Linked DNA regions of Mus musculus: region 2 is linked to region 1. Evidence: chromatin loops called from intact Hi-C (ENCODE). Cell type or tissue: gastrocnemius. All regions are shown on one strand.

Region 1 (8,000 bases):
ACAGATTGTGTGGGGTAGCTTTCCAAGATGTGGCAACCTGAGTAGAGGAGAAAGCAAGTCTGAACCCAATTTCTAAATTCTCTACTTTGGTAGAGAGGCTTAATGGTATTTTACAGAACAAAGAATTCAGTGAGAATATATTATTATTATTTTTAGTATCCATCATCTTCATAATCATGATCATAATTATCACCACAAGTAATCACTGCAGGCTCCTTAAAATTCATTTCTGTTTCTATGGCTTACATTAGATCTGTGGGTAATGTGTAAATGATAGCATGAATTTTCCCAACTTGGAAAATTCTAGGTTTGGGGAAATAGTTTAAGAACTACAGTAAGAAGTACATAATAGGCAAACTTGCTAATCAGAAAGAGTTGCCAAGTCTCTGGGTCAATGCAAAACTGACTCAGCTGATCACTGGAAGGCCAATGTGGGTGAAGTCAGCATTATTGCTGGTCCCATTCCAGTTCTGTGAGAGGATTGTCGAGCCATCTGTTTCTGCTTATTAGGGTATACAGATCCAGCCTAACTTACTCCCGGAACTGTGGGTGGCAACTCTGAACCTTTCAGTCATGGCCTACATATACTTTCTCGCCACCCCCTTAGGGTGTTCAGTGTGTAATTCTATTTCTTTTATTTTATTAGATATTTTCTTTATTTACATTTCAAATGTTATCCCCTTAACTAGTTTCCCCTCTGAAAATCCCCTATCTCCTCCCCCCTCCCCCGGCTCCCCAACCCACCCACTCCCATTCCCTGTCCTGAAATTCTCCCTATATTGGGCATAGAACCTTCACAAGATCTAGGGCCTCTCCTTCCATTGATGACCAGCTAGGCCATCCTCTGCTACATATACTGTTAGAACCATAACTTCCACCATGTGTTTTCTTTGATTGGTGGTTTAGTTCCAAGGATCTCTGGGGGTACTGGTTAGTTCATATTGATGTTCCTCCTATGGGGCTTCAGACTCCTTCAGCTCCATGGGTACTTTCTCTAGCTCCTTCATTGGGGACCCTGTGCTCCATCCAATGAATGATTATGAGCATCCACCTCTGTATTTGCCAGGCACTGGCAGAGGCCCTCAGGAGACAGCTATATCAGGCTCCTTGTTGGCATCTACCATAGTGCCTGGGTTTGATGACTGTTTATGGGATGGTAAACAGGGGGGGGGGGAATTCCTGAATAAGTTCGGCAGTCTCTGGGTAATCATTCCTTCAGTCTCTGCTCGACACCTTGTCTCTGTAACTCCTTCCATGGGTATTTTGATCCCCAATCTAAGAAGGATTCTGAGCTTCTAGGCTAATATCTACTTATCAGTGAGTGCATATCATGTGTGTTCTTTTGTGATTGGGTTACCTCACTCAGGATGATATCCTCCAGATCCATCCATTGTGTAAATGTACCACATTTTCTTTATCCATTCCTCTGTTGAGAGACATCTGGGTTCTTTCCAGCTTCTGGCTATTATAAATAAGGCTGCTATGAACATAGTGGAGCATGTGATATTACATGTTGGAGCATCTTCTGGGTATATGCCCAGGAGTGGTATTGCTGGATCTTACGGTAGAACTATGTCCAGTTTTCTGAGGAACCGCCAAACTGATTTCCAGACTGGTTGTACCAGCTTGCAGTCCCACTAGCAATGGAGGAGTTCCCCTTTCTCCACATCCTTGCCAGCATCTGCTGTCATCTGAGTATTTGATCTTAGCTATTTTGACTAGTGTGAGGTAGAATCTCAGGGTTGTTTTGATTTGCATTTCCTGATGATTAAGGATGTTGAATATTTTTTTAGGTGCTTCTCAACTATTCGGTATTCCTCAGTTGAGAATTCTTTGTTTAGCTCTGTACCCCATTTTTAATAGGGTTATTTCGTTTTCTGGAGTCCAACTTCTTGAGTTCTATATATATATTGGACATTATCCCCCTATCAGATTTAGGATTAGTAAAGATCTTTTCCCAATTTGTTGGTTGCTGTTTTGTCTTATTGACGGTGTCTTTTGCCTTGCAGAAGCTTTGCAATTTTATGAGGTCCCATTTGTTGATTCTTGATCTTACAGCACCAGCCATTGGTGTTCAATTCAGGAATTTTTACCCCTGTGCCCATATCTTCGACGCTCTTTCCCCACTTCTCCTCTGTAAGTTTCAGCCCTTAGTAGTTAGCAATTCTCACCATGGTTGTTAAAGCAGAAACAAGGTGACATGAGCAAGAGGTAGGACAGGATGACCTGAACTCTCCAAACCCAAAGATGGCAGCTCAGTGACCACACATGAACAATTGCCTCTGTGGCAACACCAGAAATGATGACAGGGCTCTCTGGCACCTTTGAAATACAGACCCAGGCATGTAAATCCTGCTGGGGACATTCACAGTATTGTTTGCTGGATCCCCAGTCAGGTTGGCATATTCAAAAGAAATTGCAACTCCAAACTTCTCCCTGATGAAAGAGAAAGATGAAGACTTTGCACCACCTGGCTTTTGCAAACAGAGACTGACTTCGGTCTTGTCTGAATTTAAAATTACAAGAAATAGGGTAAGAGGTCAAATGGCCTCTGAGAACACAGTCAACAAGTATATCTGTTTTATACAAGTGATGTTAAGTTGATATCGGTTTGGCCAGCTGAAGGGTAAAGGTGCTCACCATCTTGTCTGAGGACTTGAGACAAGTCCTTGAACTACAAGAACCCACATGATAAAAGAAGAGAACTGACACCTCTAGGTTGTTCTCTGACATCCTATGTGGTAGCATCTGTGTATCCCTCCTAGAATAAATAATTGCTACAAATAGGACATACTACATGATAATTAAAAGATTAAGATTGACTGTATAAAGTCCAAGATTCTGATATATGCTTTTTCCATGGGACACACTTATGATACATGAAAAACACAGGCTAAAAGTTAAATAATTAAAGGCTATTTCATAAAACAGAGACACAATCAGAATAGTAATGCTAAACTCTGGACAGACAACAACTGTCACAAAATTGAAATAAGGTCATCCCAGAATGAGGAAGTGGGTGTTGCAACAGGACAAAGACACAACAAGGATAAAAACCATATGTATAGAATATTAGATCGTTCAGACACATGAAGTTAACAGAGAGGAATGAGGAGTAAAACTCATGGTAAAGGGAAATAGAGAGCAAGAGTCCAGATTCCCTGAAACTCTACCTCTTAGCGTGGGGGTCTCCTTACCCTTCATCCCTGCCTCCCCAGGCTTATTCTCTGTCCTTCAGCCTGACTGCAGGAGCCCTTCCTCCATTGTGAAGGGACTTCACCTCTTGGTGGGGAACCAGCTTAGTTCTTTCCCAAGGATCCCCCAGTGTCAGGTCATCTCTTTTCCTTTGTGTCAGGAACTGATCTACAGAAACACTTTTCCACCACGAACCCCCAGTGGCTTTATTGATCTAGAACTCAGGAAAATGATTGTCCCTATTCTTCCTGTCCTCCTTTACAATCTCTCCAGACCTACTCTCAGTCCTGTAGCAGTCTGTAAGCACCCTGCTTACTGAAGTCCCTCCTCCCTCCCTCCCTCCCTCCCTCCCTCCCTCCCTCCCTCCCTCCCTCCCTCCCTCCATTTGGGACTCCACCTCTTGATCTGAACCCAAGGTCTCACTAGCCCTTTCAGTCCTGTCTCTCCAGAGTTATTCTTTGTCCTTCTCCATTTCATGGGGAATCTATCTCTTGGTATAGACTCATGTCTTCCTAGATCTTCCCCAAGACTCTCCCAGTATTTTTCTGCTAGCTTTTATGAATTCCTTTCTATCACCCTGAGACCTGCAGCAGCATTCCCATAGCCATCATAGTTGCCTAGGACCCAGAAAAGGCAAGAGCAATCACAAAACAGAACACACATGCACACACACACACACACACACACACACACACACACCTGTGTGTGTGTGAGAGAGAGGGGGGAGTGAGAGGGAGGGAGAGAGGGAGAGAGAGAGACAGAGAGAGACACAGAGAGGACCTTATACAAACATAAAGAAACACCTCAATGCCATATACTTCATAGCTCCAGATGCCTACACCCCAAGAAGAACAACAAAAAACTTTAACATGAACATCCAAGGCAATATGCCTCCTCTAGAAGCCAGTAATCCTATTTGCAGGAGGCTATGAGAATGCAATACTGCTGAACCACAACTCAAGGACTTCAAAATAGCAATTATGACCATGTTTAAGGACTTTAAAGAGGATGTGAATAAATCCCCAATTCAAAGATCTGAAAATGCAAACAGTATAATGAAATAAAACAATTTTAATGTGAAAGTAGAGTTATACACAGAAAGAGAATCACCAAGGAGCACTCAAACAGAAATAAAATTGTAAATGAAAACTTGAGGAAGAGAAAATCTTAGGTGTTGAAGGCAAAGTAGAAGAAATTGTTAGCTCAGTCAAATAAAGTGTTAAGTGTGTTAAAAAAAAAGGCTGATATACCAAGGGTATGTAGGATACTATGAAATGACTAAATATACAAATAATAGGTACAGCGGTAAAAGAATGAGTTCAGGTCAAAGGCACAGAAAATACAACAAAATCTTAGAAGAAAATTTGGAAACTTAAAGGAAGAAATGCCAAAGTATAGAGTTATACAGAACAGTAAATAAACAAGATGAGAAAAAACTTCTCCATGACACCTACATAATAATCACGTACAAACCAAAGAAAGGATATTAAAAGCTGCCCAGGTCATGTATAAAGGCAGACCCATTAGTATGATACCTGACTTCTCAATGAAGACTCTGAAAGCCAGAAGAGCCTGGGGGGAATGGATGTTCTTCAAACTCTAAGAGACCACAGATGCCAGCCCAGAGTATTAAACCCAGCAAAACTATTACTCACAATTGGCAGAGAATATTCCATGACAAAAACTTTTTTTTTAAATTTCTATCTACCAACCAATCCAGCTCTACAGAGAGCACTAGAGGGAAACCTTCAGTTTGAAGAGGTTAACCACATCCAAGAAGACACAAGAAATAAATTATCCAAGAACAATAAATCAAAATTGGGGAAACATCCCACACCTTAACAACAAAACAGGAATCAAAAAGCACTGCTTTCGACAACTCACAATATAGATGGTTCAATTCTTCAATAAAAAACACAGACAAACAAACTGGATTACAAAGAGGGATCCATCTTTCTGCTACATACAATAAACTTACTTCCTATGAAGAACAGACATCTTTCAAGGTAAAAGAATAGAAAAGGGCCATTCTAAGCAAATGTAACCAAAAACAAAACAAGACAAAACAAAACACAAAAACAAAAAAGAAGCCAGTGTAGTAATTTTAGTATCTCCGGGAAAAAACAAAAAACAAAAAAAACAAAGCAAAACAGACTTCAAAGCAAAACTAATCAAAATAGATAGGAAAAAATACTGCATAGTCACTAAAGGAAAAATCCACCCAGAGGGTATTGCAATTCTGCACATTTATGGACCAAGGACCAAGGCACCAAAGTTCATAAAAGAAACAGGACTACAACTAAAATCACAAATTTAATTTCACACAGTGATAGTGACATGAATACTACCCTCTCATCCATATACATGTCATCCAGACAGAACCAAACAGAAAAGTGCGAGTTAAATAATGTCATAAATCGAATGGACCTAGAAGACATCTACAAGACATTTCACACAAACACACAAAAATATTTTTCCCACAGCAGCTCATGGAACTTTATCCAAATTTGACTAGATACTTGGACAGAAAGCAAGCCTTAACAGATATAAGCAAAATGATCAGATCACCACAGATTAAAGCTGGATATCTCAAAACAGAAACAAACAAACAAACAAACAAACAAAAACCAAAAACAGAAAGCTTACAAACTCATGGAAAGTGAACAACTCACTTCTGAATGAAAAGATGGGTCAAAAGAAAAAAGTCAAGAAAGAAATTTAAAAACTTTTAGAATTGAATTGAAGTTCAAACATAATATAGCCAGACCAGTGAAACAATGAAGGCAAGAAACAAGAGGCAAGATCTCAACACTAAGTGCCTACATAAAAACACTGCAGAAATCTCATGCTAGCAACTTAATATCATATAACTTTAATATATTATTTTAAACTCTAGAACAATTAGAAAAAATAACAAAAAGAAATAAATTTAGCACTGAAATCAATTAAATAGGCACAAAAATCAAAACAAATACCATCAGTTAAATGAATAGCTGGTTCTCTGAAAAAAAAAAAAAAAGATTGAGGAAACCTTAGCAGCATAAACTAAAAGACGAAGAGAAAATATCTAAACATATAAAATTGAGATCAGAAGTCGGATATTATAAACTTCACAGGGGAAATTTAGTTAGCTGTAAGAACATACTTTAAAAATCTGTACTCCATCAAACTGGAAACCTAAAGGAAATGGATGAATTTCTTCTAATTTAAACACACTTATAACCCCCACCCCAGGAAATAGAACCAGTAATTAAAAGTCTCCCAACCAAAACATTCCAGGGCCAAAAGTACACAATTCTACAAAATCTTCAAAGAACTCTTTAAAATTATTCATGAAACAGAAACGGAAGGAACATTTCCTTGTTTTGTTTGTTTGTGTGTGTGTTTGTTTGTTTTTTAAGATTCTGCCTAATGTATGCCTGCAGCCCAGAAGAGGACACCAGATCTCATTACAGATGGTTATAAGCCACCATGTGGTTGCTGATAATTCAACTCAGGGCCTCTGGAAGAGCAGCTAGCATTCTTAACCTCTGAGTCATCTCTCCAGTGCACCCCCCCTACTTTTTTTTTAAAATAAAATTCTTATTTTCCTAATCCACAAACTACAGGAAGACCAAACAAAAACAAAAACAAACAACAGAAAAATTACAGAGCAACATCATTTATACATATACTGTAAACTGAATCAAAAAGATTAACCACCATGATCAAGTTGGCATCATCTCAGAGATGCAGGCATGGTTCCGCATATATAAACCAATTAAGAGTATTCTACCACACAAAAAGACTGAAAGACAAAAAACACATGATCACCTCATTAGAAGCAGAAAAGGCCTTTGATAAAAATCTAACATGTTTTCATGATAGAAGTCTTAGAAAGACTAGACATAAAAGGAGCATACCTCAATGTAATAAGGGCAATTTCCTGCAAGCCCACAATCATTATCTACATAAATGTAGAAAAAAAAAGCATTTCCCGGAAAATCAGGAACAAATCAAGGTTTTGCACTCTCTCCACACCTATTAAGTATACTACTTGAGGTGTTAGCTTTAGTAAGACTGCTTTATAAGAATAGAGAAGTTATTAAGATCATACATGAAAGAGGATACATTCAACTGATTTCATAGAAATGAAAAGGGTTTCACAACATTGTGCAATTTCACTTAAAACTGAACTGGAAACTCCAAAACAAATTAGACAACCAGGAAGAACTGGACTAATCCCAAGAAATATATAATCTACCATTACAGAAGCACAGAAATGAAATATCTGAGCTATACCTTGACTAAAATTGAAGTCTCCATGAAAATTCTCCACCACAGAAGAGCTGGATGTTTACATTGTGATATGAATCCTTCTCAAACTTTTCCAAAGATAAAAGGAGGGAACATTCCAAACTTAGCCCATGAAATAAATCCTAGTTGCCTGACACCAAAGTCAAGAAAATGGTAGACCAATATCATTGATCAATGTTGACAAAAAAGGAATACTAGAAAAGACACCAAGGCCAGGGACCTAGAGAAAAAATGAAATGCTACCGTTTTACTAAATGAGTGTAACCATAAAATGACTCCTAAGGCTCTTCTGTTACACACACACACACACACACACACACACACACACACACACAGGCCTTGCTCAGCCATCATTAAAGGAAATCTCTCTTACATTAAATGGGAACCAATACAGTTGGACATTGTACAGAGAGTGAGACTCCTTGGAACACTAGGTCCTAAATGTAACGTCTCCCATCAGCAGTTAGTGAACTCTATGGAAGAGGAAGCTGAAAAAAATGATAAGACCC
Region 2 (8,000 bases), 56 kb before region 1:
TGATTTTGGTCTCAGAGAGTCAAAACAAGGAATTAGGGGTAGTGACATAAACATAGGGGAGACCCAGTCATTCTGAAATATCTGCTCTCATGGTTGCCTAGGATACAAAGGAGCACAGATTTTGAAACACAGAGTGTACTGTGAATGAATGATCAGACTCTTCCACATTAGTCAGAGGAGGAGACACAGAGCCACTAAGCCAGGCCTCTCGTGCTGCAGAATGCCAAAACAGAGAGGAGCAGACGTAGCCAGTGGTAGGGGGCTAAAATGGGATACATATGAACACAGGTTAGGTAATTAAGTAGTGGTCTTTCTTTAATCTAGGGATAAATGGGGGCACCTATCACTGAGACATTTACTTTTCTGATTTCTTCCCAAGATTCTTAATTATTATGTAAATGCATCCTATCAGTTTAATTGATTCATCTGTGCCTCCGCAGATGCTTCTACAGTTGTACCCTGCTAAAGGACAAACAGGAAGAGCATTTGGATTGTTTGTATACGATCATGCACTGCTTAAGAAAGTACAGGATAACCATGCTACAATCCACAATCCCAAAGAAGGTAAGTAACGGAGGCCCAAGGGAGGATGCTTGACTCTCATTCAGAAGGGGATATAAAAATTTACCTCAGACATTAGAGGTAAATGGAGGGAGGGAACTGTGCGGGAAAAGGGGTGCCAATCAGGTGTGGGGAGAGTAAGGTGGTGGGAGTGGAAGAGTGGGAGAAAGCTGGAAGAGAGAACACAAATAGAGAAATCAGTGGGGGAGATCTCTGTGATGAGCTGGAGACATGGGATGGGGGAGCCTACCAAGAGTTCATGGGGGTGACCCTAGCTGAGGCTCCTAGCTGCTGAGGATATAGAGACTGTATTGCCCACCTCCTGTAGCCAGGGGGGACTTCCAGTGGATGGAGACACCAACCTACTCATAAATCATTCAACCCCAAAAAGTCCTGCCTACAAGATATCCAGGGATAAAGATGCAGCACAGAGTGAGGGCATGGCCAGCTCAACTTGAGACCTACCCCATGGGAGAAAGCCAACACCTGATGATGTTAATGATACTCTGCTATACTTGCAGACAGAAGCCTAGCATAACTGTCTTTTGAGAGGCTTCATTCAGCAGCTGATGGAAACAGATGCAGAGACTTACAGCCCAACATTAGGCAGAGCTCGGAAGACTTGTGGAAGAGTTCAAAGAAGGATTGAAGGAGCCAGAGGAGTCAAGGACACCACAAAAAGACCTTCAGAGTCAACTAACCAGGCCCCTTGAGGGCTCATAGAGACTGAACCAACAACCAAGCAGCATTCAGGGGCTAGACCTAGGCTCCCTAAACATCTGTGGCAGACGTGAAGCTTGGTCTTCATTGGCTCTCCTAACAATTGGAATGAGGGCTGTCTCTGACTCTGTTGCTTAGCTTTCGATCCCATTCCCTAGCTGGGCTGCCTTGTTCAGCTTCAGTGGGAGAAGATATGCTTAGTTCTACAGTGACTGGCTGTGCCAAAGTGGGTTGGCACCCATGGGAGGCTTCCCCTTCTCAGAGAAGGGGAAGGAGTTATAGGGTTAGGGGTATTTGAGGATGGGGCTAGGAGGAGCAAGGGGACTTTGATCAGGATGTAAAGCGAATAAATAAAAAGAAAAGAAAACAAACAAAAAAGGGAAATCTAAATGCTTCAGGTGAATCATGTCACTTTAAATGCAGAGCTAACATCAACTTTGATAGCATTAGGTAGTAAATCACACAGAGCCACATGCAGTTATGCACACTGTAGATCCCATCAGGATGTGTTTTATTATTGAACACCATTAGGCCTAAACTAAAAAAATATCATGAAACTGACAAAATACTCCCAAGACTTCTGAATGGCAAACATAATTCCATGTCCAAAGATACAGAAGAAGAAATGTCATTCATGCAAAGTCACATTTTGAAAACAGGTTTACTGGGAGTGGCATGCATGGGGTGACAAGCACTGTCTCCCCAAACCTCAACAGCCTACCCACTTTCCTCCTTGCCTGGACTGACAAGAGAGTGCTATTGTGCTAAGGTGCCACCTGCCACCCTGTCTTTGATAGATAGAAGTGCTTCCAGATGCAGAACAGCAGTGTTCAGGGGTGTTTTAAGAACTCTGTGGTCACCATGGAGAGAAACGTGCCATGTGTCTAATTCTAATTCCCTGACAATTAGAGAAAGGACATTGGAAGCAATTCAATTCTTAAAAGACCATGGGAGTTCTAAGTTCAAGGAGGAAAGCCAGGCAATGTTAAATAACTACTCCCTTACTCATTCAAGAAAGGGACTAAAAAACCTGACCCACCACTTGGGGAAACCCAGAAACCCTTGTTTCCCCCACAGAACAGTGTTCTTGCACTTGGATATAAAGACAGTAGTACTTGGTATAGGGCTTAGTCCTTTTGGGCTTTTCCCTTTCCACTTTGGCAAGTCCAGTGATGTAATTCTGGTTTGGCTCTTATTTGGCCAGTTGTAGTGGTGACGCTTTATGGGTGCAGTTCATGATATTACTGAAAGATTCAATCTCATGGCACACAGCCTGATCTTCCAGCTCTTCTAATCTTCCTATCCAACAATTCTTCAATGTTCCCCAAGACTTCGATGCAGATAACTAAGGAATCCTGGAACCAGGAGAAATAGTCTTAACCCATGAAAAGAGCACACCAAGTGATTATCCATTACCAAATGCTCAGTCCTGAAAATGTTTATAAAAATAACTTTATACAGACTAAGTAGGTTATAGATAGGAATATAAATGCTTATGTGCACACAATAACAATTAATGAAAAAAAAGAGATCCTGAATTTGGAAGAGAACAAGGAAGGGTACTTGGTAAGGTTTGAAGGGAGGAAAGGGAACAGAGGAATATTGTAATTATAGTATTAAATTTTTTTAAAAGGAAGACTAGCAGAAGTAGGGAATCCTTCATCTTGATGAGCCAGATTGTGTTGGGAAAGGATCCCAGAATGAAACGTGCTAAGTCCAGCTTAGCATAATTTATGCCTGTGCCAGGAGATTCTTGCTTCCTCCTGCCCAGAAAAATACCTCACCTTTTGAAATGCTCCCAGGGGAGTGCGGGCTACCCTGGCAGCTGCACTCCGGTTTTGCCTGAACTGAGACCTGATGGGAAAGGCCACTGTAGTACTGAATTTGCCACAAGATCTGTTTGTCTGTCTGACTACTAATGAAAGGAAGGGTTCCCTAGGTTTCTCTGGGACTCATGACACTCAAGGCCACATTCAAGATACTCGCTGCTACCAGGAATGGTGAGGGAACCCTATATCCTCCACAGAATCACTGTAACCTTGTGAATTGGCCTCTGTTGGCTTGACCTGCTTGGTAGAGAAGGGCAAGCAGAAGTAGCTCATGGCACAACATTACCGTCAAATAAAGCCAAGAAACAAAATGCACAAGTACACACACATATGCTATTAAACATATATGTATGTGGGCATCATTTCCACAGAAATGGATATATATTCATAGGCGTGGGCATGCACTTTTCCACATCAAAAGGAGACAAAAACTTATGACCCTTTTGCTCTAATCTTGTTCTGAAAAAAATTATGTTCATAATAAATGTCTCTTGACATGTGCATGTGCACACCTATATGTATAAAATGCATACTCTGCTTCTCTCTACATGTTAACCTTAGCGCTACAATATCCACTGATGGGGTCTGTCTTTCACGCTGCTTTATAAACGGAGAGGCAAAGCCTGTTTGGGGAGGTAAGCATCTCCTAGTTCACAGGCTGCCTTAAAGTTAACCTCATGCCTCAGTTATCTCTTGGACATTTGTGTAGTGGCTCCCCAAGCCCCACCAGAGATATATCTTGTCTTTGTATTTGTCTGCAGCATAAACTTTGTATCTTCATATACCCACCTTATGGAAACATTTTATATTTGAAAGAAATTATTTCTCTTCTTTAAGAATGTGGATTTCCTAGTTTTTAAAAATAGCACTACAACTTAATTTCAGATCTTAGGCTCAATGAGGTTGAGAAACACAAAATGGTTACCTGTAAGCAGCTGCCATGCCTTTGTGGTCTTAGTGAGCCATTGGAGTCCGGTGATAATCTCACTGAGTGAACTCGTAAAAGGACATCACCCACCTGTGACTGTGACTTCTAGCCAGCTCTGCTGGGTGTCTGGGTGCTGTTGGGCATTTTAAGTCTGGCAGGATGAGTACCACCAATGACTCTTGGCGACCTCACCCCAGTTTGGCATATTTATCACATGTTCCTGATGGTCTGTATACTTATTTGCTCTTTGAATTTTCCTTCAGATCAATTTTATCTTCTAGCTGGTTTGCTCAAAAGCTAATTTCGCTTACTAATGTCTTCTGCACATGTTCCCTGAAAATAAAATGGTTTAACTCATATTGCACAATGCTGTGTGACTGAATACAAGAGAAAAGAGTACTTATATGTCCCATGTGGCCACAATCACTGGGGGTGATAAAAATCTAACTTGACAGGTCATAATGCCTACACTCCGGAACAGTCCCTGTGCGATGCCACCTGCACTTGGACCATTAAGAAACACAGACTTGGATGAGCTTTCCTTGTCTTTCTACAACACTGAGAGCCCATTAAAAGGTTGAGACTTCACTTAGGACATCACAAAATATTTCATTTTACAGAGAAGGTGACATTAGTGGAAACTAGATACTTCTCTGCTTTGGTTTAAATGTGTTCCTTAAAAATTCATGAGCTGAAAACATACCCCCCTCTACCCCCAATCTATATACTGATGGCATTTGGAGGTGACATGTTAGGGGACATGGTTAGGGTAAGAAGTGTCATGAAGGCAGAGCCTCCATGATGGCATTAGTGTCCTCATGAGAAGACAATTCCAAGCCCTGTGTCCTCATGTGATAGTCTCTCTCATGCCCTTTAAGAAGGCCCTGTCTGTATGCTAGTATCATGCCCTTAGATTCCCCAGTCTCCAGAACCATGAAGTGAATGAACCTCTGTTCTTTACAAACCATGTAGCCAGAGGCACACCATAGTATTAGCAAAGGATGGATTGTCCTCACTTGGGAGCCGACTCTTCTCCAACAACTCTGGATATCCAGTCTTCCTCCTCTAAGTTCGTCTGATCTGGGTGACACTGGTCCACCTTGCATCCAGGAAAAATACATCTTTAACAAACCTCACATGTCCTGGATTCAGACAGCAACACTCTCCCTGGACCAGAAAGGCAGAGTTGCAGTGGGGGATTTGGCTGGGGTGGTGATGCATGCTGATGTATTCATACAAAGAAAACTCTAGATGACATTTATTCATCTGTCAGTTGATACATGCATCACGTGAACACTACTTTTTGTAGTCTGGAAGGATACTCATCAAATAAGTCTTTACTTTCTCACAGTCAGACTGAGTTGAAATTGTTTGCATCTGTTGCTTCTTTGAGATTCTGTTTGTCTCAATAATCTATGACATGATGCCTGTACACTTGTCCACGTAACATGAATGTAGCCATGCCCAAGATTTCCACTTGCGGTATAGAGGAGAGAACCTAAGGTTGCAGGCATGCTATGGAATTGCCCTGTTACCTAGTTACACCCCCAATCCTACAAAAATTTTAAAAGATACACATTTTACATTTTTACAACTTGAAGAATTTCAAAGGATATAATCAAGAAAAACAAGGAAAGTCACACAGGTGAGAGCACTGCCTTTTCACAAGGCAGAGCAGACAGGGCTGCAGAAAAAGTGGCTGTGTGTGTGAGTCCCGATTCACGTGGCGCCCATTCTTCATCTCATTTGCCCCGCTATGGCAGCAGTGGCAGCTCCTCCAGCACAGAAACACCCATCCCGAGACATAAAGGCCATCCCCTGTGACAGACCCCTGAGTCATTTCTGGAAATGTCTTCAGGGGCCCAGAAGGGTCATTTTCAAGGCATCTGTTTTGACAAGTCAATCTTTTCCTTATTTTTAGGAACATTTAAGTTGTGTCATAAACATGCATTAGCACCAAATCATAAGTGGTCCTAATAGCTCCAAACATCAGTAGATGCTTGATTGATTGTATATGGGCCAGCTGTTCTTCCAGATCAGTTAGCAGCATCACTCGAGAATGATTCAGCCTCCAAAAGCCAGAGACAGAAGGTCATCCTGGCTGGTGAATAGTCAGAAAAGGAGAGAATAGCTGAGATGATGCTTTGATTCCATAGTCACGCAGTTAGCAGTAAGCAAGGTTTATACAAATATAACTGCTCTCTTAAGAACAGCTAGCTCTAGAATGAATTAGGGGAAAAATGAATATAAATAATTCAGAGATGTTTCCCAGAAGCCCAGTTTTTAATCCTACCAAACAAGGCAACGGCACTTCAGCTCATTTATTCTGACTTTCATTGAACGTTACTGTTGAGGTATGAGGGATCAATATCCGCCATTTCCTGGGAGTAGGAAGCAACCACATTGCCTCGCTCAAAGAATGTTTACCCCTTGCAGAATGAATCTAAGCTGGCATTCTTAAATTGACTGTTCCCCCAACACCACCACCATGGGAATTGGCATTCACACAATGTTGTAGCTGTTGAGTTAAATTCCCCACAGAGGACTGCAGTGGAAGGCAGGACAAAAGAAACGCTGAGGTTACTTTCCTACTGCTTGGCTAAGTGTAATAGTCTATCAGAACCATTCTGGCTAACAGTGTCATGGGTACCCCAAAGATGGCCAGAATCTCCCTTAGTGGGCCGATAAATTCTGCTTGGTACAGTTTTCTTTACTTTTCTTCCTTTAGAAACAAAAAGCTTATATCTCTTCAAAACAAGACAAAGTTAGCTGAAACTCATGGGATGACACCAGAGAATAAACAAAGACCTGAAAATGTTTTTTTAAGGAAACCTAAAGAGTTGACCTTAGAGCTTTAGGACATACTTATTAAACATTGCCCACTAACCACACCCTTAGTTCATGCCAGGATAATTTAACAACTTCCTATCATTTCAGGTTTTCAGAGATAAAGTTCCATGTTGGGCAAAGTTTCCGAATATTGCAAGCCCCACTGTCTTAGTTAGGGTTTTACAGCTGTGATCAGACATCATGACCAGGACAACTCTTATAAGGATAATATTTAATTGGGGCTGGCTTGCAGGATCAGACATTCAATCTATAATCATCAAGGCAGGAGCATGGCAGCATTTAGGCAGGCATGGTGCAGGGGGAGCTGGGAGTTCTACATCTTCATCTGAAGGCTGCTAGTAAAATACTGACTTCCAGACAACTAGGATAAGGGTCTTAAAACCCACACCCACAGTGGCACACGTACTCCAACAAGACAACACCTACTCCAACAGGACCACGCCTTCTAATAATGTCACTTCCTGGGTCAAGCATGTACAAACCATTACACCCACTCTGCTTTACCTAAATGCTCCATCCAGAATCCACATCCAATAGCATTAAGAATGTAGAGCAGAATTAAGAACAGAAGAACCAGGCTAGTGAGGTGGCTCAGGAGGTAGAGCCCTTGCCATAAAGTTGATGACTGTGCTTGATCCCTAGTACCTACATGATAGATGGAGAGAATTGACTCCTTCAGGTTGTCCTCTGGCATCCATAGAAGTATCATGGTACTTGAGGGGAAGGTGGTATATACTGGTGATGGTATATGCTTAAATAAACATATGATTTAAAAAAGAATTAAATAGGACTGAATATATGCCTCCATCTCTTCACCAAGTTTTAACCACTCATTTATTTGTTCACTCATGCATATGTCCAGGGTACGGTACAGAGCTAGGGACCTACTGGGTTTACCAGCTGAGACAGGGCAGTCAATCTGAGACTAAAGGCTATACTGGACTGGGCAACAAGAGGATGCTGGTGGCTTTGGAAGCTGGTTTTGCTGCCTTGTTCAGTTCACCACATGCTACCAATTAAGGCAAGGCAGAGCTATCATTCAGCTACCAAGGAAACAGGGGTGGTGTGCTTCCTTTGAGAACAATGACTATCATGAGAGAAGACAGACACAG

The links. A loop is a pair of places that touch in the nucleus more often than their neighbours do. Peaks named below come from ENCODE experiments on the same cell type or tissue, not always from the same donor. Only the 100,000 strongest peaks of a DNase experiment are listed, where the experiment ranks them.
Region 2: a loop joins it to region 1, with 5 times the contacts of the local background. A loop is called at or near these places in 2 of 42 quality-filtered maps.

The regions. Positions count from the first base shown.
Region 1 is chr7:57,330,983-57,338,982 of GRCm38, forward strand. The region is part of intron 2 of Gabrg3 (gamma-aminobutyric acid (GABA) A receptor, subunit gamma 3); the gene reads right to left. Among named protein-coding and RNA genes, the nearest start is that of Gm39017, 33 kb to the left of the region's middle. In gastrocnemius, no CTCF peak of the experiment used is centred here; no DNase peak of the experiment used is centred here.
Region 2 is chr7:57,274,562-57,282,561 of GRCm38, forward strand. All of the region lies in intron 3 of Gabrg3 (gamma-aminobutyric acid (GABA) A receptor, subunit gamma 3), which reads right to left. It overlaps Gm39017 (a long non-coding RNA gene), which reads right to left. Exons shown (of 2, transcript XR_882092.2): 1 at 4,036-8,000; 2 at 1,760-2,636. Among named protein-coding and RNA genes, the nearest start is that of Gm39017, 24 kb to the right of the region's middle. In gastrocnemius, no CTCF peak of the experiment used is centred here; a DNase peak (open chromatin) is centred at 3,073.